Regions from separate parts of the Homo sapiens genome. Here all the other regions are linked to region 4. A link is a loop called in an ENCODE intact Hi-C map of the cell type or tissue named here. Cell type or tissue: mammary epithelial cell. All regions are shown on one strand.

Evidence for each region. Hi-C counts contacts between places; a loop is a spot of excess contacts. Peaks named below come from ENCODE experiments on the same cell type or tissue, not always from the same donor. Only the 100,000 strongest peaks of a DNase experiment are listed, where the experiment ranks them.
Region 1: a loop joins it to region 4, with 30 times the contacts of the local background. A loop is called at or near these places in 2 of 110 quality-filtered maps.
Region 2: it touches region 4 in a loop (12-fold over the local background); 63 of 110 quality-filtered maps call a loop at or near these places.
Region 3: a loop joins it to region 4, with 9 times the contacts of the local background. A loop is called at or near these places in 18 of 110 quality-filtered maps.

The regions. Positions count from the first base shown.
Region 1 is chr1:40,846,535-40,851,534 of GRCh38, reverse strand. LOC105378676 (a long non-coding RNA gene) reads left to right here. Exons shown (of 3, transcript XR_947239.2): 2 at 2,709-2,738; 3 at 3,355-3,438. Among named protein-coding and RNA genes, the nearest start is that of CITED4, 13 kb to the left of the region's middle. In mammary epithelial cell, CTCF peaks have their summits at 1,343 (motif pointing right) and 2,816 (motif pointing left); DNase peaks (open chromatin) are centred at 2,804 and 3,974.
Region 2 is chr1:41,265,731-41,270,730 of GRCh38, reverse strand. No RefSeq gene overlaps it. Among named protein-coding and RNA genes, the nearest start is that of SCMH1-DT, 26 kb to the right of the region's middle. RefSeq lists an enhancer at 2,220-2,514. In mammary epithelial cell, a CTCF peak has its summit at 2,378 (motif pointing left); no DNase peak of the experiment used is centred here.
Region 3 is chr1:41,320,303-41,325,302 of GRCh38, reverse strand. LOC124904159 (a long non-coding RNA gene) reads right to left here and starts at 2,453. Exons shown (of 2, transcript XR_007066027.1): 1 at 1-2,453. RefSeq lists an enhancer at 2,863-3,122. In mammary epithelial cell, a CTCF peak has its summit at 2,242 (motif pointing left); a DNase peak (open chromatin) is centred at 1,862.
Region 4 is chr1:41,429,885-41,434,884 of GRCh38, reverse strand. It overlaps LOC105378678 (a long non-coding RNA gene), which reads right to left. Exons shown (of 6, transcript XR_007066029.1): 2 at 1,584-5,000. Among named protein-coding and RNA genes, the nearest start is that of EDN2, 52 kb to the left of the region's middle. RefSeq lists enhancers at 1-718, 817-1,448, 2,136-2,245. In mammary epithelial cell, a CTCF peak has its summit at 1,971 (motif pointing right); a DNase peak (open chromatin) is centred at 1,834; H3K27ac peaks cover 368 bases.

The DNA.
Region 1 (5,000 bases), 580 kb after region 4:
TGTTAGTAATGGGGAGTCACAGACGACATGAGCCGAGTGGAAACAGTTGGGTTTGTGTTTTGGAAAGGTCACTCTGGCTGTGGTGAGTAGAATGGATTTGAGAGGGGCAGGTGGGAGAAATGGAGAGCGCTGAGAAAGCATGAAATGCAATGTCTAGCATACATGAATATTCTTTTGAAGAATGAATGACTCTATCTCGATTACTTAGGATTATGCACGTGGCTTTGAGTGACAGAAAAACAGTAGCTTAAATAAAAAGAACCAGGTAGGTAGTCCAGAATGGGTGTAGTTATCCATAGTGTCAGCATCTAGGCCCCACCACCTTGTTGCTTTGTCATTTGTGGGTTAGACCTCATGATCCAAAAAGGCTGCTCGAGCTACCATATCAACATTCCAGCCAGAAAAAAAGAGAAAAGAGGAGTCGTGAACTTTCTGGAAGTTTTCTGCCCCTAACTACAAAAGAGGCTCAGAAATGTAGTCTTTATTCTGGGTGGCCATATGTGTAAGCAGAATTCAGAGGTTCTGCTACTGGGAAGAAGATGGGAATGGATCCTGCAGTCACGATAATGACCCACTGATGTGGAGGCTACAGGAAAGGAGTGGAAAATGATTCCCAGGGGTGTGGCTTGGGGCACAGAGTGACTCTTCCATGAGGTGAATCCTAGCAGGAAGAGCAGGCTGTAGGGAGCAGGATAGATTAGGATGGACACATCAGGCCATCCAAGGTGGACATCTAGGAGGAAGAGGGCCAGATAAATGGGTCTGGAGCTCAGGAATTAGGTCTGGACTGACAGTAACTTTGTTTGGGGGGGTATTAGCACATCCATTGTTGCCTTGGGAATGATGATGCCCAGTGATAAAAGAATGTGGCCAAGGACAGAACCTTGGATAGAGGCCGAGAATTAGCAGCTGGGGAAGTGGGAGAGAAACAGCAGAAAGGTGTCCTGAAAGCCCAGGGAGATGTTTCCCAAAGGAGGGCGTGGTCAGGGGTTCCTAATGCTGCTGAAAAGTCAGGTAAAGTGAGGACTAAAAAGAGGCTGTTCAATTGGGCAATCAGAAAGTCAAAATGACTTTGCCAGAGCAATTCCAGGGGAGTGGAGAGGCAGGAGACAGGATGCCATGGTCAGTGGGAAATGGGAAAAGAGGAAGTCAGGTCAACAAAGGTAGATGAATTGTTTAAAGGATCTTTTTGGACCTCAGTGTTTCCATGGGTCAAGTGACCCATGTCTGGGGCTTCTTTGCTGCGCTTTTTAGTGGACTTAAAAGCATTGAAAAGGCCTCTACAGTTGGGTTCGGCCTGGACGGCGCCTGCTTGAGATGGGATGCAACACCCATCTTTTCTCGGCAGGTGGCAGCACCACACCAAGTGACACCACCTGGACACCTCGACCAACACGAAATCCACATTGCACATCAGTGCATTTTCAGAGAAATGAAGCTTAGATCCCCAAACACCAAAGCGTTGGGTGGTGGTTGTTGCTGTTGTTGTCATTTTGGATGGAAGCCTTGAGTAGAGAAAACTGAATGGAACTTTCTGTTCAAGTCCTGGCTCTGTCACTTACTGGCTGTGCAACCTTCAGCAAGCCCTCTCACACATGCAAGCCTGCTTCCTGGTTGGCAAATCGGGCATGAGAACAAACCCAAAACCACCTCATGGTGTCACAGTGAGTCTGTAACAAAGTGCGCTTGTGTCGGATGTTCCTGTGGACAGACTCAGGGCTGGGGTGGGCAAGCGGGGATGGGCTCAGAAGCAGAGGGAAGGGACCAGACCCGCACAGCCATGGGGAGGGGGTGCCTGTGGTCTTTACAAAGGCTGCACACAACAGTACTGCTGGAGTCAGGAAAGTTGGGTTCGGATTTTGCAGGTGAGGGAACCAAGGCTCCCATATGACTCTCCACAGTCATACCCCTCAAACAGGCAAAGCAGAGGCACCAAAACCAAACTTCAGAAGAAGAATTTGATGCATAATATTTTTGAAAAAAAAAAAAAGGCTCAGAATTGCAGCATGGGAAAAATCTGAACTTCGTGGAACTTCTTTCCCATTGTTGTGTGGTTTCGTATTGTTTGCTGCCCTTCACTCCCCTGGTCCCTGTTTAATGCCCACGTTCTGAGAGCACCCCTGTATCTGCTCCTTCCCCCTAAGATGACATGGGGGAGGTTAAGGATGTGAGGGGAGGAGAGGAGGAAGCCATCCAGCCATCTGGAGGTCGAGAGACTCGGGCTCAGCTCTGGGCTCTGCCTTGGCTTACTAGGCCTCAGTTTTCCCAGCTGCAAAATGAGGCTATGGGACCAGTGGTCCCTTGGGAGCCTTGGCAGCTCTGACTTTTTATGAAGGCTTTGGATTCCCCTTGAGCTTCCCTGACCATCTCTCTGAAAGACGCCCCCTGCAACACAGTCACTATTCCATTTCCATTTTATTTTCTTCACGGCACTTATCACCCCATGAAATTATCGTGTTTTTTTTGTTTGTTTTCTGTCTAGACAGTAATCTACTATCTACTCTATGTGAGCAGGGACTTTGTGAGTGAGCTGCTAGGACCTTGGCACCTAAAATAGTGCTTGGCATGTACTAGAAATGAACAAACAATTGTAGAATAAGTGAATGAAGGGCAGAGAACACAGCCCCTTACTCTCTGAGACAAGTCCTGGAGTCCCCTTCTGTCAACTGCTCAGTTCTACCACCCCTATTTCTCTCTCTCTCTTTCAGATGTGCTGAACCTAACTAAAGCACCTTCAGGTGAGGTGTCCTGCCCTCAAAGTCCAGTCTGTTTTCCTGGCTCCAGACAACTCCAAGCCAAGGTCTTTACTGACGCCTTGTGGCCGTGGGGACACACAACAGGGACTGGGTGTATTCTCACTGGGAGATGATCAATCCCAGGTGGCTCTGCTTCCCTCCCTTCCAGCCAGCATATACGAATCACCTGTGTGCCCAGCCTTGCTTTGGGGAGAGTGATGACCCCAGCAGATGCATATCTTTTCTTTTTTAGAGACAGGGTCTCACTCTGTCACCTAGGCTGGAGTGCAGTGGCGCGATCATAGCTCACTACAACCTTGAACTCCTGGTATCAAGTGATTCACCCTCCTTGGCCTCCCAAAGTGTTGAGGTTTAAAGGTGTGGGCCACCGTGAACTGGCCACAGATGTGTTTCTTGTCCTCCAGGAGCTGAAGTCACACCAGGGGAAGGAGCAAGATTGTGGGGTCCAGGAGAGGATTTAGGGGAAGTCTGGCAGGGGCGAGTGGGAAGTAAGGGCAGACCCCATCCGAGTTCTGGGCAGGCGGGGCAGCTTGGGTCTCAGGCCTCAGATCCTTCTGCCAGGGTATCTGTTTGACAGCAGTCTTCCCACCTCTTCCAGGAAATCCTTCACATCTCCCACTCATTTTAGAGCCTGTTTGGGAAAAAAAGAAAGAGAAGAGGATATGCCTCATGCCCAGAGAAGCCATTTGGGACAAAAACAAAGATGTTGAAGGAGGATTTTTAAAATCCTCTGTGATGTATAATGTAAGTCTTCTATGACATTGCTTCCAGTAAAATCCACCTTACTAGCTGTCTTAACCAGGTCTTGCCGTGATAATGCCATGAAGAAAACAAACCCCCAATCTCAGTGTCCTACAAAATCAATGATTATTTCACACTCCTAAGTCTCCAAGTCAACTGCAGTTCAGCTGATGCTGGCTGGGCCAGGCTGGACTCTTGAATTCAGTCTAGGTCAGGTCTGCTCCACATGCCTGCATCCGGACCCAGGATGAAGAAACAACGGCTATCCGAGGCTCTCGAGGTGGAAGAACTTTGCCATGACTGTATGGCTTCCGCTTGAAAAAAAGCATACTGTCCTTCCTACCTGCCTTCGATTGGCCAAAATAAATCCCATGGCCAAGCCCAAAGTCAGGGGGTTGGTAGAGTGGATGCTATGGGGTTCCACCCAGATCCACCCTTCAGAGCCTGCTGGGAATCTTCTGCTGGCTCACAACTGTGTCACTCATTGGGAATTGCCCTTGGCCACAGGGAACTGCCTCACCCACAGTCATGGCCATGATTGGCTAATGATTGGCTGATGGTTTCCTTTGAAGGAAAACAAAGGCCTGCCTTCTTCCTTCAGTTTAGCACAACTCTTCGGGGATAGATGAGCTCTAGGGCTCCTGAGGATCAGCAGCTACCTCAGTTGCTATCGCATAGTAGATCAACCTCTCCTTCTGTCTAATCCTACCTCCTACCTTCCTTATAGATGAATCTCCTGAGCACACTCCCCTAAAAACCTTCTGCACACCACTCTCTGTCTCGGAATTGGTTTCCAGGAAACCTGCTGTAAGACAGATAGGCAAGTACACACCATGCAAGGGTAACCATGGCAATGGCAAGGAAGGAAGGAAGACTTTCAGACAAAGAATACAATCGACTACAATAGTTACATAAAGGATACATCACAGAGACAGATCTATTTTGCCTGCAGCAAAATGCTAGGCACATGCTCAATGTGTATGTAAGGGGAGAATTGAGGCCACCTCTGGGAGGTTCCCATTTTTTATTGCACTGATTATATTTTGTATATTAGGATTCCAAATAGGTTATGCTGTAGCAAAGGTTCCTGGGCCTTCAAAAAAGGGTTTTCAAATCACTTGGTTCCATGATGTCTATAGCTCTGTTCAGCTCTGCCAGTTGGGATGGGGCAAACCCGAGTGATTCTCAGATCCTGTGCATTTACAGCAGAAAATGCGTCAGGTTGGTGGGTGAAATCCCTGTTGCAGGTGTCATTGGCTGAATTGCATCCCTCCAAAATTCATATGCTGAAGTTCTAACCCTCAGTTCCTCAAAATGTGACTGCATTTGGAGATAGGGCCTTTAAAGAGGTAATCAAGTTAAAATGGGTTTTTTAGGGTGAGCTCTAATCCAATATTACTGGTATCCTTATAAGAAGAGGCGATAAATACATCAACAAGCAAAAACCAACCCCATTAAAAAGTGAGCAAAGGATAGGAACAGACAATTCTCAAAAGAAGATAT
Region 2 (5,000 bases), 160 kb after region 4:
AGGAGAATGGTGTGAACCCAGGAGGCGGAGCCTGCAGTGAGCCGAGACGGCACCACTGCACTCCAGCCTTGGGGACAGAGTGAGACTCCGTCTCAAAAAAAAAAAAAAAAAAAAAAGCTAAGAGGGCAGTCTCATAAAAGCCATCAAAACCCAGGCTCCTTCTATCTGACTTCTACCCTATAGTCCAAGATGGCTGCACCAACTCCAGCCACCTCGTGTATTTTTCAGATAGCAGGAAGAAGGCACAAAGAATAGCACACTCCCCTGCTTAAAAGACATTACAAGGAGGTTCCACAAGACTCCTGCTTATACTCATTGTTCAGAACTCAGTTATATGCCCGAATGTAGCTAAGTGGAAGACTCAGAAATTTTTTTTTTTTTTGAGACAGAGTTTTACTCTTGTTGCCCAGGCAGGAGTGCAGTGACGCAGTCTCAGCTCACTGCAACCTCCGCTTCCTGGGTTCAAGTGATTCTCCTGCCTCAGCCTCCCAAGTAGCTGGGATTACAGGCACCCACCACCACACCCAGCTAATTTTTGTATTTTTAGTAGAGAGGGGGTTTCACCATGTTGGCCAGGCTGGTTTCAAACTCCTAACCTCAGATGATCTGCCCACCTCAGCCTCCCAAAGTGCTGGGATTACAGGCATGAGCCACCACGCCCAGCCAAGAAATGTCATTTTTAACCCAAGTAGGCATGTGCCTAGCTGAAAGTTAGAGATTCTATTACTAAGGAAAAAGTGGAATAGACACTGGGAGACAACTGGCATTCTATAGAATGCCAAGCAGTTACGAAACACAGAGTAGAGACTGACAGACTGTTATGTAGGAGTTCCAGAACAGAGGGAGTGCAGGAGAAGCAAGATTACAGAAATAAGGACTGAGAATTGTCCAGAATGAGAGAAAGACATTGCTTAGATTCAAAATGCGCACTCAGTGCTGAACAGAACAAATAAATTTACACCTAGACCCAGTGTAGTGAGACGATAGCACATCAAGAATAAAGAGAAAACATCAAGGCTATTGCAGTAAAAAAAGGCATTACATGTAGAGGAAAAGTAATTACTCATTTATCAACCAGCAAATATGTATTAAGTGCTTTCTTTGAGTCAGGTCTGTTCTAGGGATGGCCATCCAGTCCTGACCTAGACAAATAAGTTTAAATGTCTATCATTTATTATTAAATAGAGATTGAGGCCCTTAGAGAAAAAATACAGCAGAGCAAGGAATAAAAGTGATGGAGGGTGGGAGTGGGTAGGATGTCTTAGGGAAGATGCTCAGGGGAGGCCTCTCTGTAACATTTGAGCTGAGACCTGAATGAAGTGACGCAGCAAGTTATGCACATTTTTGGGGAAGAGCATCCCAAACAGAGGAAAGCAAGTGCCAAGGCCCCGAGGTGGAAATGTACTTGTTATGTTCAAGAAACAGCAAGAAGGCCAGTGATCCAGCAGAGTGAACAGGGGTAGCAGAATAAGCGGGTTGTCTGGAGAAGGCGTCTGAGGCCAGATCTTATGTGTGGAGCCTTGGTGCAGCAGTGCGTTGGTGTCAACTCAGACTGGCTCTGTCTCGATTCTTTACATCCCTTCTCAACTCTGAGCTCAGTGATGTTACCTTGGAAGCTTGAAATTGGCCATGGAGGGAGAATATGCACCACAATTAGCAAATGCTACATATCAGGGCTCTCTGCCTCTGAGAACTGGTTGTTACCAGCACAGCACCGCTCATAGCTGTGGTGAGAAATTCAGACATTGTTCAAATTGGAATCAGAAGCATTGGAGTGTTTTGAACGGCAAAAAGGCAGAATACTGCCACTTGGTTTCCTTCTCACAAGATCACTGTAGAGAACAGAGCCTAGGGTGCAAGAATGGAAGCAGGGAAATGGATTAGGAGGTTGTTGGAGTGGACTGGGTGAAAAAGGAATGGGGACAGTCTAGGAAGGCCATGAGGAGGAGGCAGTTTTAATCTGGTCTTCTATTTTCTGGTACGATCTCCCTTACATCCTGTTTAGCCTCTGTTGATAGACTGATTCCACTGGCTGGGAGGAGCATATTTTCCTGGAAAGAGCATGGGATTTAGAATCAGTGGGCCTGGATCTACTTCTCAATAGTATCCCTTGAGGAAATTATTTAACATCTTTTGAGTCACAGTGTCCTGTGTGTAAAACTGAATACCTGAAAAGGTGGCTGTGAAGACTAAATGAGATAAGGAGTGTAAAATTCCCATTTATCCTTTGGTGGGGCAGAGCGCCCTCATCCTCAGCCCACCAGGGTCCCTCATGTAGACTTCATGCCTAGAAGCAAAAAGAATGAAACTGCCAGGATCAGATTCCCCGGGGCTGGTCGCCGGTCTCTGCCTGTTCCCAGGTGGGCCACCAGCGCCACCTCGTGTCCAGTCTGGGTTCTTGCAGGCCAGCCTTTCCCTGGATGATTTCTTGATCCTGAATCACCTCCATTGCCAGATGGAGCCAACAGTGCATGAAGTGTCCTAACATTCATCGTCTGACCTGCCAACAAAGCATGCTCTCTGCTCTCCTCTGATCCTCCTCTGCATGTCAGTCTCACCTCCACATCCAGATTGTAGAGGGCACACGGCCTGTGTCTTCAGCGTCCATTCCTTTTACTTGAGTAATTACTTTGTGCCACTCATTCTGACATAATCCTTAAGGCAATTATATCCTTATTCCTTTTCTGGAGAAACTGAGGCCAAGACATAGAAAGTGACTTGCTTAAGGTCACTGGGCAAGCAATTGAGGTAAGATTTGATTCCAGGACTTCTCAATGTAAACCCAAGGTTTTTTTCCACAAAAACATCCAGCACAATGTGGGTACCCAGAAGATGCTCAGTGGATCATTTCATTTTTTAGGCTTTTTAAAAGAAGTGAGCAAAAATAACTGAACAGGAGCCAGGGGACCCACCCTCAGGACTCAGATTCAAGCTCTGTCTTTTACAACTTGCTGAATAACCTTGGCTGGATCTGGGTCACTCTGTGGCCTTCAGTACCGCATGAGGAAAGGAAAGGGATTAGACTAGGTGATCCCAAAGTTTCCCTCAGGTCCTGATGTTCAACAATTGCAAAGTTGAGGAGAGGGCTCTAGAAAGGGGTTAAGATTGTGGGCTCTGAGGCCACTGCTTGGGTGAGTCCAGGCTTCACAATAGCTATGAGGCCTTCAGCAAGTTATTTATCTCAGCCTCCGTTTCCTTGTCTGGAAAATGAGGATGATGAGAGTAATCATCTGTACCTCATAGTGTTGCTCAGTTATCTACTAGACCCTCTTAAAACTGTGCTTGGTACATGGTAGGTAATACATTTGTGTTCATTTTTCAAAAATATTGATTCTGGCTGGGCGTGGTGGCTCACTCCTGTAATCCCAGCACTTTGGGAGGCCAAAGAGGACAGATAACTTGAGGTCAAGAGTTCAAGACCAGCCTGATCAATATGGTGAAACCCCGCCCCTACTAAAAATACAAAAATTAACTGGGTGTGGTGGCACGCACCTGTGGTCCCAGCTACTTGGGAGGCTGAGGCATGAGCTCACTTGAACCCAGGAGGCGGAGGTTGCACTGAGCTGAGATCACACCACTGCACTCCAGCCTGGGTGACAGAGTGAGACTCTGTCTCAAAAAATAAATAAACAAATAAATAAATAAAAATAAAAATTCTACCTGCTACCTAATTCTATTTGTTTCAGGTAACATAAAAGTCTTGTGCATTACAAGGTTGGCCACTGGTTAATTCCTGCAAGCTCCTGGACAGTCATGCATCTAGCCACAGATAAGGTCATGTGTTTGATTCCACATAGTATCATCTGGATTACAACATAAATAAAACCTGAAAGTCTTAAGCCAAAATGAGGATCAAAGACCATTGTGTTCTCCTAAATTCCATCATTCAAGATATCCTGGAAATTTCTAAGACTTGGATCCTAAACCAGGCCACTCTGAGCCTCAGTTTTCTCACTTGCAAAACTGGGAATTGGACTGGCTATTTATGAAAGCTGCTATTATGGGCCCGGCACTGTGATAAGCTTTCACACAGCGAAATCAGAGTATAGTGTGCACTGACAAAGGGACAAGGGACCCCTGCCCTCTGATTTGGGTCACTGTACTTCAGGAACTGAGGTTGGGCAGTGGAATGGTGCATCCTCTCTATCCTGTTCCTTGGGATATCTTCCTAAACGGGTAAGTGGGGAGCCTGGAGACCTTGCTAGGTGATGGGACAAATCCCTTCTCCTCTGAGAATCACAGGCCTCTAGGGCAGCCCAGCCCAGCCCAGCCCAGCAGGACTTTCTAGGGTGATGGAGGTATTCAATATCTGTGCTGTCCAATATTGCAGCCACTAGTCACCAGTAGCTTCTGAGCACTGGAAACATGGCTAGTGCAATTGAGGAACAGAATTTTAAATGTATTTACTTTTAGTTAATTTAAATTTACATAGACCGTTGTGGCTACTGGCTATTCTATCGGATAGAGCAGCTCTGAGATATTTGGCTTTGAGAGCATCCTCCTGGAGAGATGAGGTAATTGAGACACAATTGGACTGAGTGGTTTGCTTAAAGGTTTTCAGTGACTCTGTGACAGAATTGAAACCAGAACCTAGGTCCTTCTTATTCCATAACAGGCCTTTTTCCTCACATCACTGCTAGATGTGGAGACATCTAACATTGCTCTACAATAGCACCACACTTTTCTACAGGTAAGTAGTTAACCTTGACTGCAATGCTCTTCCTACCCACAACCATGCTCTTTCTGCTGGGTAAACTCCTACCCATCCTCAAGACCCAATTCAAACATCATGACCTTCTCCCCATTCCTGGCAGTTCCTTGCTCCCTTCCTGTCCTCCTGCAGCATTTTGTCTGGTTAGCTGTCGGAGCACTTACAATGTAATTGTCAATTTATTTATCTCCCCAACTTGACTAGAATTCCCTAAAAGCACAGATGGTTTTTTATTCTTCCTATCTCCAGAACGCAGCACAGGAGTCTGGTCAACAAACGTGTGGAATCA
Region 3 (5,000 bases), 110 kb after region 4:
GGGACTTAATATCATTTACATTTCAGTCCAGGTGTCACCTCTTTAGGGAAGTCTTTTAGGCCAAGTCAAAATTACCCCCTCAATTGATCTGTTTCATATTATCTATTTAAAAAATTTTATTTCACTTATCATTATCTGACTTTATCTTTATTCTTAGTTAACTCATCTATTATCGCTATGTGTTCACCACACCTTTTAGAATTTCAGGTCCATGTAGGCAGGGACCTTGCTGGTCTTACTCATGGCTGTGTGCTAGGAGCCTAAAACATATGGCCATAGATGGCAGTAACTACATATTTGCTGAATCGTTGGCTTGTTGTGCTGGCCCCCAGCCCTGTGCTCTTCTGTGATCAGTCCCCAGACATGGTTAGCATCAGGTAAAGGAACGGGTAGAGTTTCCAGTGGCCACACCTCCACAGTTTTTTTTGTTTTTTTTTTTCTCCTACCAGTGTCTGACTTCAGCCTGGCTCTCTTTCCCATCACCAGCAGTCAGGAGGCATCTTCAAGGCCATTTAGGAGAAGAGATCCAAGTGTAGCACCTGGACACAAAGCTGTGGCTACTCATTCTAGTTCAGAAGCCTCTGAGTCCATGAGTGTCTTTGAATAAATCACTTCCCCTCTGTCTCTCACCTGACACATTGTAGATGCTCAATCATTCTCCAGTAAAGATCACTTTACTGTGAGATGGACCCACATTTATATAGTTCTAACTTACCCCAATACCCTTGTTATAGATGAGGAAACTGAGGCACAGAGAGGCTAAGTAGCTCCACCAATGCCACAGAGTAAAAAACTGGAAGTGCTGGAGCTCATAGATTTCCCCCTCAATTTATGATCCCACCAACAAGGGCATCAATTTCAGAAATTAACAGCTGCAAATGATGGCATCAAACCGGACGCCGCAGCAGCCGTCCGAAGTGCATCTCCAATTCAGGTTTATCTTCATTAAGCAAGTAATTCATTACCGGGCAGTAAGCATTCACATCAGAGCGAGAATATTAAAAAAGTAATTATATTTTTTCACAGTGCAGCTTTCTGGGTAAATTGTATGCAAATTGCTGTCTAAATCAGGCTGGCAGATCCCGGGCAGGTCTCGGCACCATTTGGGGGAAAATTTGGGAGGTTGGACTAGTCACTCTCTGCCCACTTTAGTGAGTGTCCAGCACAGAGTCTGGCATTGAGACAGAGAAGGTTTAAAAATAATAGCTTCTATTATTTCTTAACTCCATCAAGCCTTGGTTTCCCCATCTGTAAAATGGGGCTTCTCCTAGGACTCAATAAGGGAGTGGAGAGGACAGTCTCCAGCACAGGACCTGCCCGGCATGGATATGGGAGGCAGATGACTTGGGAAATGGCAAGACAACTTCAAGGAGGAACACAGGGTTGTATCAATGAAGCACTGATACCTATGCCCAGAGAGAGGGTCAGGATAGCTGCTGGGGTAGGGCAGGGGGTGCTGGGGTAGGGCAGCGGGCGCTGGTGAGGGACCAGGAGGCCTGACTTTCTTCTCATCCTGACTCAGCCACTAAGTCATGTGTGACCCTAAGTTCTCTGGGCTATGCTTAATGCCCAGCCGTCTTTAACAAGGATAATTACCCACCAGGTGCACAGAACCATCACTGCTCCCAGGTCACACTGACCTCTAACCTGTAGGAACTAGAAGGCCCATGCTGGAAAAGAGGGGCTTGAAGAGCAAAGGCATCAATCCTCTCAGTTTACTGATGGGAAAAAGAAGCCCAGAGAAAGGCATCAGAGACTCAGAGTCACACGCCAGGTAAGTGATGGAGTCAGAACCAGAAACCCAGGCCAGAGCAGCTCCAACATGCACTGTCAGTACCCGTCTTGCAATGGGCACTTACGGCCTGTGTTGGAAGCTGTTGCACATGTTGGAACATGTTGCACATGTGGCTTTATCTCAGGGTTGGGAAGTGATCCCGGGCTTGGGTCTGAGAGAGGTTATTTCCCAACTGAACCTTAGTTTCTCCACTTGTCAAATGAGGCAGTTGGGAGAGACATCGCTATGGACCCCTCCCATGAGACTTACTAGGTAGGATTTTTAATGACATCCTTTCCCTTCCCCCAGGGCAAAAACTCTGAGGAGAGCCAGGACTGCCCAGAGAAATAGGGGCAGAAGCGCTGGGCCTGGCTGAGGGCATCTTTGTGCCAGTTCCCAGCCTTCCTTGCCCACACACTGGCCACCAGCGGCGGTGATGGTTTAGGAAGATGCACAGTGCCCCCTTGTGATGGGGGCCACCTGCTACAGAGCTCCAACAGCCCAGGTCACAGGGCCAAGGCTACCCCAGAGGCCGTCTCCAACACACCCACACAAAGGTACAGCTCCAGCACACAGAGCTGTTGGGGGCTATGGCTATGTCTGGAGCTACAGTCACTAAAAGTCCAGCCAGGCGTGGTAGCTCACACCTGTAACCCCAGCACTTTGGGAAGTGGGCGGATCACCTGAGGTCGGGAGTTCAAGACCAGCCTGACCAACATGGAGAAACCCCATCTCTACTAAAAATACAAAATTAGCTGGGCGTGGTGGCACATGCCTGTAATCCCAGCTACTTAGGAGGCTGAGGCAGGAGAATCGCTTGAACCCGGGAGGCGGAGGTTGCAGTGAGCCAAGATCACACCATTGCACTCCAGCCTGGACAACAAGAGAGAAACTCCATCTCAAAAAAAAAAAAAAAAAGTCCAGCTCCATTCAGACTCACACTTGGGTTGGTACACACAGCTACACCCATGGGACACGAAGACAGGAACAGGTGTCCATACCAGCCTGGCCAGATATGGCTATACCTGACCACACGTTGACACACAGACACCCACAACACCCAGCCACAGTTAAGCCTTGGGTAGTCACCCAGCAGCGGCGCACCACACACACTGCATTACCCCATCACACCCAGACCCAGGCCCCTCTGGAAGAACAGGTGCCTCCTCTCTGACCCAGCTCTTGCTCACAAACCTTCACCTGTGCAGACCGTCAGTTCCTCATTCATGGGGCTACTAAAAAAGTCTTCCTGCCACCCGGGGACAGTCAGTTCCCAGGCTACACACAGAAGCACCTGCTTCTGTGCATGTCCAGACACATGTTGCGGCTGCTTCTATATCAGGGAGGCCCTTCTGTTCTCCTGTCTTGCTCAAGCATCACTTTCGAGCATCCAGTCCTGCAGGGGATTTTAGAGACCAATCAAGGCACAGCTCCTGCCTTCTCCCCACCTTGACATCTCTGAGACACAGCCCCAGCAGCAAGCAACCTCGGGCCTCACCAGTCAGGCCTCCTCCCACACCCTTCTCTGAGGCTGGGTTGGGGTGGGTTTAGGAATGAGCATGGGCTTGTGGAGCTTTCTTCAGGCTGTGAAACCTTCCCAGGCATTGGGAGTTTCCTTTCTGACTGGTCTTTCTTTAACTTATCTTTCTAGAAGAAATGCAAGGCTCCCCTGGAAGCCTTTCCTGACCATGCCTGGTAGCACCGGCCCCTGGGTACAGCCATGGTCAAGTTTGACCCAGGAGTCAGGAGAACCAGGTCGAAATCCTGGCTCCTATTCTAATTTCCTGGGTGACCCTGGGCCCATCTAGTCTTTTTTCTGGGCCTCAATTTCTTCTTCTGCACCATGGGGATGGGGCGGGAGGAGAGCACTAAACTGAGCTTGAAAGGACCCTCCGGTCTTATATTTCTCAAACTGTACTTTCCCCAAAGACCAGGACTGGTGACTGAGGCGCCAGAGCCAGACCCCACTCCCTGGTCACCTGCTCTGATGCTTTCCCCCCACCCTGGGCTGCTGACCACAGACACCCCTGGCAAAGGCAGAGCAGAGCAGTGGAAGGGGCAGCGTCATCGGAATCAGGGACAGCTGCGGGCATGCTGTGCTGCTTGAGGACAGGGTCTGGACCTGCAACTTCTTCGGCAGGGCCTGGTGTGCAGGTGTCACTTAACAAACATTTGCTAAATTGAAACCAATTCACTCCTTCCTAGCTGTGTAGTCTTAAGCAGGCAATTTCGTGTCTCTGAGCTTCACTGTCCTCCAGTGTAAGAGAGAGATACCAGCTCACCCCCTGTTATCTGTAGTCATGAGGATTCCTCAAGACGCTGCATCCCTCCAGAAGGCACTGCTCTCGACCCAGCGGGAGCCCCGCCAACAAGTCTCTCTTCCTCCTTCCCCTTCAAGCCTGCGTTCTCACTTGGCTGGCAGAGAAGTGGGACTCCCTAGAGCCCACCGGCCTTGGGGAAGAAGAGCTTGCCACAGGAACGGATGGGAAGGCGGACAGAGGAGGGGCGCGTGTGCCAGCATCCTGGAAATGAGCTTGGCCGGGTGGCGGCAGCCTGCTTCTCACTCTTGCCACACCGAAGGCCCCATAAGGCTCTGAGCAGGCAGCTGGGGTGGGAGGAAAAGAGGGAGGCAAACCCCTTCACCCACAGATACATGCAATCCTAGCCCCAGAGGTAGGGAGTCACCAAGTGCCCACCAAGGGAAAAGATCTGCTCTGTAGCAACCCCTCAGTCCTTCCCAGAGACATTTGCTCAGTGCCTTTTAAAGCTGTGCATTCCCTGGCCAGGGAGCCCTCTCTCTGCTGAGCTAAGCCTGCTCCCAGGCTGCCTGAGTACATCTGCTCCTTCTGCTCACGACAGCCCAGGACATGCAGACCAGCCAGGTGTCCTGCCCTGGCCTCCACCTCCTAGTCCTCTGCAGGCCAGACAGCAGTGCAGCTGTTACTTCTACCACATGGGTCTGAATCCCTCTCACCCGCTCCGACATGTCCCTGTGTATCTAGGCACATGCACACAGGTACACACACACATGCACTCCTACGGGGCCCCCAGGATCCAGTCCATCCCGGAAGGGCGCAGCCACCCTCCCCTGCACAGGGGCTGCTCCCCCTCCTCTCCTGAGTCTCCACTACTGCAGGACTGCCTTGGAAGACAGAGAGCAGGGGAAGGTAGGGGGCCCTGGAAGGACACGTCTCCCACTGAGAGCCCTTCCTCTTCCCCACCCCCT
Region 4 (5,000 bases):
CAAAGGTTTGTTTAGTAATAACCAAGAAAGGGCCCAAAGAAGAGGCCGCAGACTGCCAGGAGCTTGCAGCAGAGGCATTCAACCCTGCCGGGGGCTCAGGACAAGCCTCTCTAGAGATGCTGTGCCTGGGCTGAGATTTGGAGAGTGAGTAGGTGGCAACCAGGCAATGAGGTGGGATGGGAAAGAACACTCCAGACAGAGGGAAAGGTCAACAAAGGAAGTCCAGGATGGCTGGACCTCCAAGTGAGGGGAAGGCGCCCTGAAATCTAACGGGGTCGTCATAGGGCCCAGATAATGCAGGACCTCCAGCAGAGACATGTGTTCTTCCTCCTAAAAGCACTGAGAAGCCCCTGCAGGATTTTCAGCAAGGAACCACATGTGAGCCTGATAAAGTCATTAGCTGCAGTGTGGGGAAAGGGTTGGAAAGGAGCTAGACGAATGTGGGAACCGCCAACAGGCTCCTGCACCAGTCCAGTGGGCAGTCAAGGAAGGAGGCAGCAGGAGTGTGTGAGGATGGAATCTTCTGGGGCTGTGGGTCTGGGGACTAGGGAAGGAGTTGAGGGAGAGAAAGGAATCAAGGAAACCCCACCTGGGTTTCTGGTCTGTGCAGTGAGTGGAGGGTGGGCAGTTACTAGGGTGGGGTAAGGAGCTGAGGGTGAGATAAGCTGAGTTTGAGCTGCTTTTGAGCTACTGCAGCTCAGAGGAGTTAGGGACCGAGAGGTGAGAGGGCAAGTGTAGATGCAACCCAGACTGTGGTGGGTGTGGGCACGAGGTACCTACTCTGAGTTGCACCTTCTCATGGAGCTCCTTTAACAGGGTGTCATTGCTCCATTTTCCAGAAGATGAAACTGAGGCTCAGACAATGGAAAACAGTTTTCCAGGAGTTTCTTCGATAAGAACTTGGTGAAATCAAGATTGGAACTGGATCTGCCTCCCAACACCCCTACCTACTTTTCCCACCTGAAGCTGACCTTAAGATGCCTCCATGGCCTGAGCTTGACCCAGAGAAACCGAGTCAGAAGCTCCTTATGCAGATGGGGCTGCAGGGAGCTCATTAGCATAGGCACTCAGAGGGAACCACTCCCTTCAAGGAAAGAAAGGCAAGGAAGACAGCCTGGAGGTGAGCAGAGTCCCTGTCCCTGTAGTCAAGGCTACTGACCCCCCCAACCCGTCTGCCCATCGCACAAACATGCACTGATGCCAGCTTTGCACTGGGCCCTCTGCTGGGCCCTTCACACCCAAGAGGGGTGCACTGCTCCCATTGCACAGTTGAGGAAATGAAGGCCAAGAGAGAAGACGGTCACAAAGTGAGTTAGTGTAGAAAAGGACCCAGGAGTTTCTGGCTCCAGAATCTCAGCTTGCCCTCTCCAAGAGCTGCAAGGGGTTCAGTGAGCAGCTGGTGGAGGAGGCAGTGAGGGGCCCTGGGCTGCAGGGGGCAGGGGGCCCAGGGAGTGTAAAAGGACAGGAGGGAGGTGGGTTGGCATCTGAGAGCCTTGTAGCCAGCCTAGGATCCACGATAGCATATCTTTGCCTCTTCCCTGCCCACTCAGGCCCAAGGCAGTATCCAGGCGTCCCATCCCCACCTGGCCTGTTGTGTCCAGTTCTCCTGTCAAGCTTCATCTGGGGCATTATGGCCAGAGCTGGAGCCTCTGGTGCCTTTCTTCAGAAGAGACCTGAACAAAGGGACCTCAGACAGAGCCAGCACTGGCCTTGTTGGGTGGGGAGGGAGCTGACTCATGTGGTCTGTGGAAGGGTGCCAATGCCCAGCCCTCAGCCTGGGGAAGCCAAGCCTGGGAGGGAGTGGACCCTGCTGTGTGAATCTCGGGGGTAGGGTGGGAAGGCCTGGCTGTGCAGAAGTGGCCAGTGCCCTGCAGAACCTGAGGGATGGCACGGAAGGGGCAGGGCTTGGAGAGCCAGATCTGGAGGGAGGGGAACGAACTCCAGGGGACAGGCACAAGGCAGACGTGGTCTGGGCCAGCAGGGGGCGCTGCAGCAGCAGAAATGGCCCCATGGCCAGCAGGGAGCCTGCCGAGCCTGAGGTGAGTCAGAGGTTACTCAGGCTTCATGACCCTGGAGCAGGGCAGAAAAAAGCCACCCACTCCACAGACCCGGCTACTGAGGCACAGCCCTAGCACAGGAGACCCACTGTGGGGTCATGAACAGGCCTGAGTTCTCAAGAACAGACTGAGCTTGAATCCTGGTTGCTCCTCTCTGTGTGACCTTGGGTGAGTGACGGTCAGCCCCGGCCATAACACAGTACTGCAGACTTGGCAGCTCGCAACAGAAACTCATTTCTCCCAGCGGTGGCGGCTGGGCAGCCTGGCGCGGGGCCATTTCTGGAGCGGGCCCTCCTCCTGGCCTGCCCTGTACACTCACATGGAGAGAGCGTTCCGGTCCCTCTTCCTCTTGTTATAAGGCCGCGGTCCTGTGGGATTATGACCTCATTTTACCTTCATTACCTCCTAAAGACCGCGTCCCACATATAGTCACATAGAGGGTTAGAGCTTCCATATATGAATGTGGGGGCAGCAGGGGCACAATTCAGTCCGCAGCAGCAACTCCTTTCCTCCAAAGCTCCAGCTGCCACCTCTGTAGAGTGAAGATCCTCAAGGCGCTTGCCCTGTGGGGTTGCGAGGCATTAACGGGATCGTGCAGGTGAGGCCCAGCCTCTGGCACGGTGTAAGCGTCCATGAGAAACAGGCAAAGTCCTCCCCCAGGAGCAAAGCAGGGGTGCAGGCATCTGGACCAGCTCGGGGATGTCCACGTCTCCTGAGCCACACAGGGCAGGGTAGGGACCTGGCTTATGGCAGAGCGGAGCCTTCGGAGCAGGAGGGGGCTCCAGAGCCAGGAAGGCAGGGAGAACACCAGGAATGGGGCTGGCCCCTTGCCAGATCCGCTCCATTTGACCAGCGGACACTTATCAAGCCCCTGCCTCGTGCCAGGCAATGTCAGGCGCAGAGGTTTCAGGGGAGGAGGCATGCTGGTCCTGCCCTCCAGACCCCGGCAGGGGGCACCTCCCGCTGGTGTGTCCTGGGAGCATCTGTCCTGCATTGAGACCGGCTGAGTATCCCCTGGTGTCAATGACTTCTCTTTCCCTGTCATTCCCAGGAAAGCTCCTTTGCTTCAAACTAACCCCATGAGGTTGGTATTGGTGTCCAGCTACAGAAAATGGAAGGCTCAGAGACGTTAAGTGACTTACCCAAGATCACACAGTAGAAACCGAGTTTATCTGATTCCAGAGCCCATGTTCTTTCCAGTGTACACACTGCCTAGAGCTGACTCACTATTCCTTCTCTATGATGGGCCCATCTAGGACCAGAAGGAGGCTTTGGAAGAACCTTCCACAGTGAGCACTTGGGGGTCCTGATGCCCCCTGAGAAACCTCATGTCCTGGGTTTCTGGCTCTGCTGCAGATTGGATGATCTTGGGAAAGTCTCTTGTACCAAGCCTCAGTTTTCACCTCCCTCGGATGGGGCTAGGAGTTCATCACAAAGCACAGGATAGAGCACACCCCCTTCCCCCTCACTCCTCACCTCTACTTGCTCCATTCCAAAGACCCACCCTCAGGATCAGCCCCCACCCAGGGGCAGGCAGCGGCTGTGCTGAAGGGTCCTCCACCTTCTCACGGGCATGGTCCCATGAAGATTAAGGACACAGGCGCCCAGAGTGAGATGCTCTCTTGATGTGCTGGGCACCCCTGGAGGATTCCTGAAGGCCCTCAGCAGACCAGCTCCAGCTGGGGAGAAACAGCATCTGGGGGCACAAGAGACCCAGGACCAGGGGCTACCCTGGCCTGCTCTGGGCTCCTTCCTTGGTCTCTGGACCTTCGGGGCTCCCCTGGCCACAGGGGACATTGCAGACTTGGCCTGGCTTGGAAAGGGCCCTCAGCCCTGGTACACCCAAATAATAATTAAATTCCCTGGTCAAGCCCATTGGATCAGATGAACTCCCTTCATGTGAATATGGACATCAGCCAGCTGAAATGCCACACCCACTGCCCACCTTTTCCCCAGCCCTTGCGCTGAAGATCCTATAGGGGAAAGCTACTACTTCCACTAAAAACGATTCTGTGCTTTGGAAAATACGTGCAAGAGTTGCAGGCAAAAGAACTGCCAAGACGCCCCACAGCCAAGCCTGAGGTAAGACTGTAAGTGCTTTGGAAAGAATTTCTGGCAACCCAGGTACAACATTTTTAACTGAGATGTCCAGTGTTCCTCAGAGAAGGGCAGCATTAGAAAATTCAACATCTGTCAGCCTCACAGGATCTGGCAGTGGGAGAGCCTGCACCCTGGCCATGGTGGCACACCTGGTTCTTGTCTGCATCCAGAAGCAGTTTCGGTTTTAGTTGCATAAAATAGAGGTCTCTCTATCTCTCTCCCCACTGACCCACTATAAAAGTAATGCTTGTTTAAATAAACTTGGTAAATATGACAATAAGGAAAAAACATAGAAAAGTCCCCAGCTCTGTCTCACCCCAAGCGTCCTCGACATTCGCTGACATCCTTTTGTTCCTTTGCTTACCCCTGTGCTTTAGATGGTGCTCTGTCGTCTCCTGCTCAGTACATGTAAGATTTCATGAGCATTTCCCTTTCATTCTAAGTTCTTTCTCCTCCAAGAGGCTGATCCCATGGCTCACAATCTGAAAATTGTTTCCTGCTATTCTGCACAAAGCTGTGATGCATACCTTTGTGCCAAAAGCTGTTCTCAAATTTTAAAATATTTCCTTCAGATTGCTTTTTCAGAGTGGTATGGCTGATCAGATGGGAGAGGAGTGTGGAAGGTTCTAGATCCAAAGACCCTCTTGAAAGGGTGATTCTTTGCACCTGTGAGAGCCAGAGACGGTCACAGGAAAGATGGCCCCTCAAACCGAGAGCCTTCTACAATTTGTCCTTGAAATGGCCAGAGGACATCCCCAGGGATACTCTCCCTTCTGCTGAGGCCCACAAGGATGGGGACGTCACAAGTGGCCCTAGAAAGAGGACTGGGGCTCCTGACCCTGA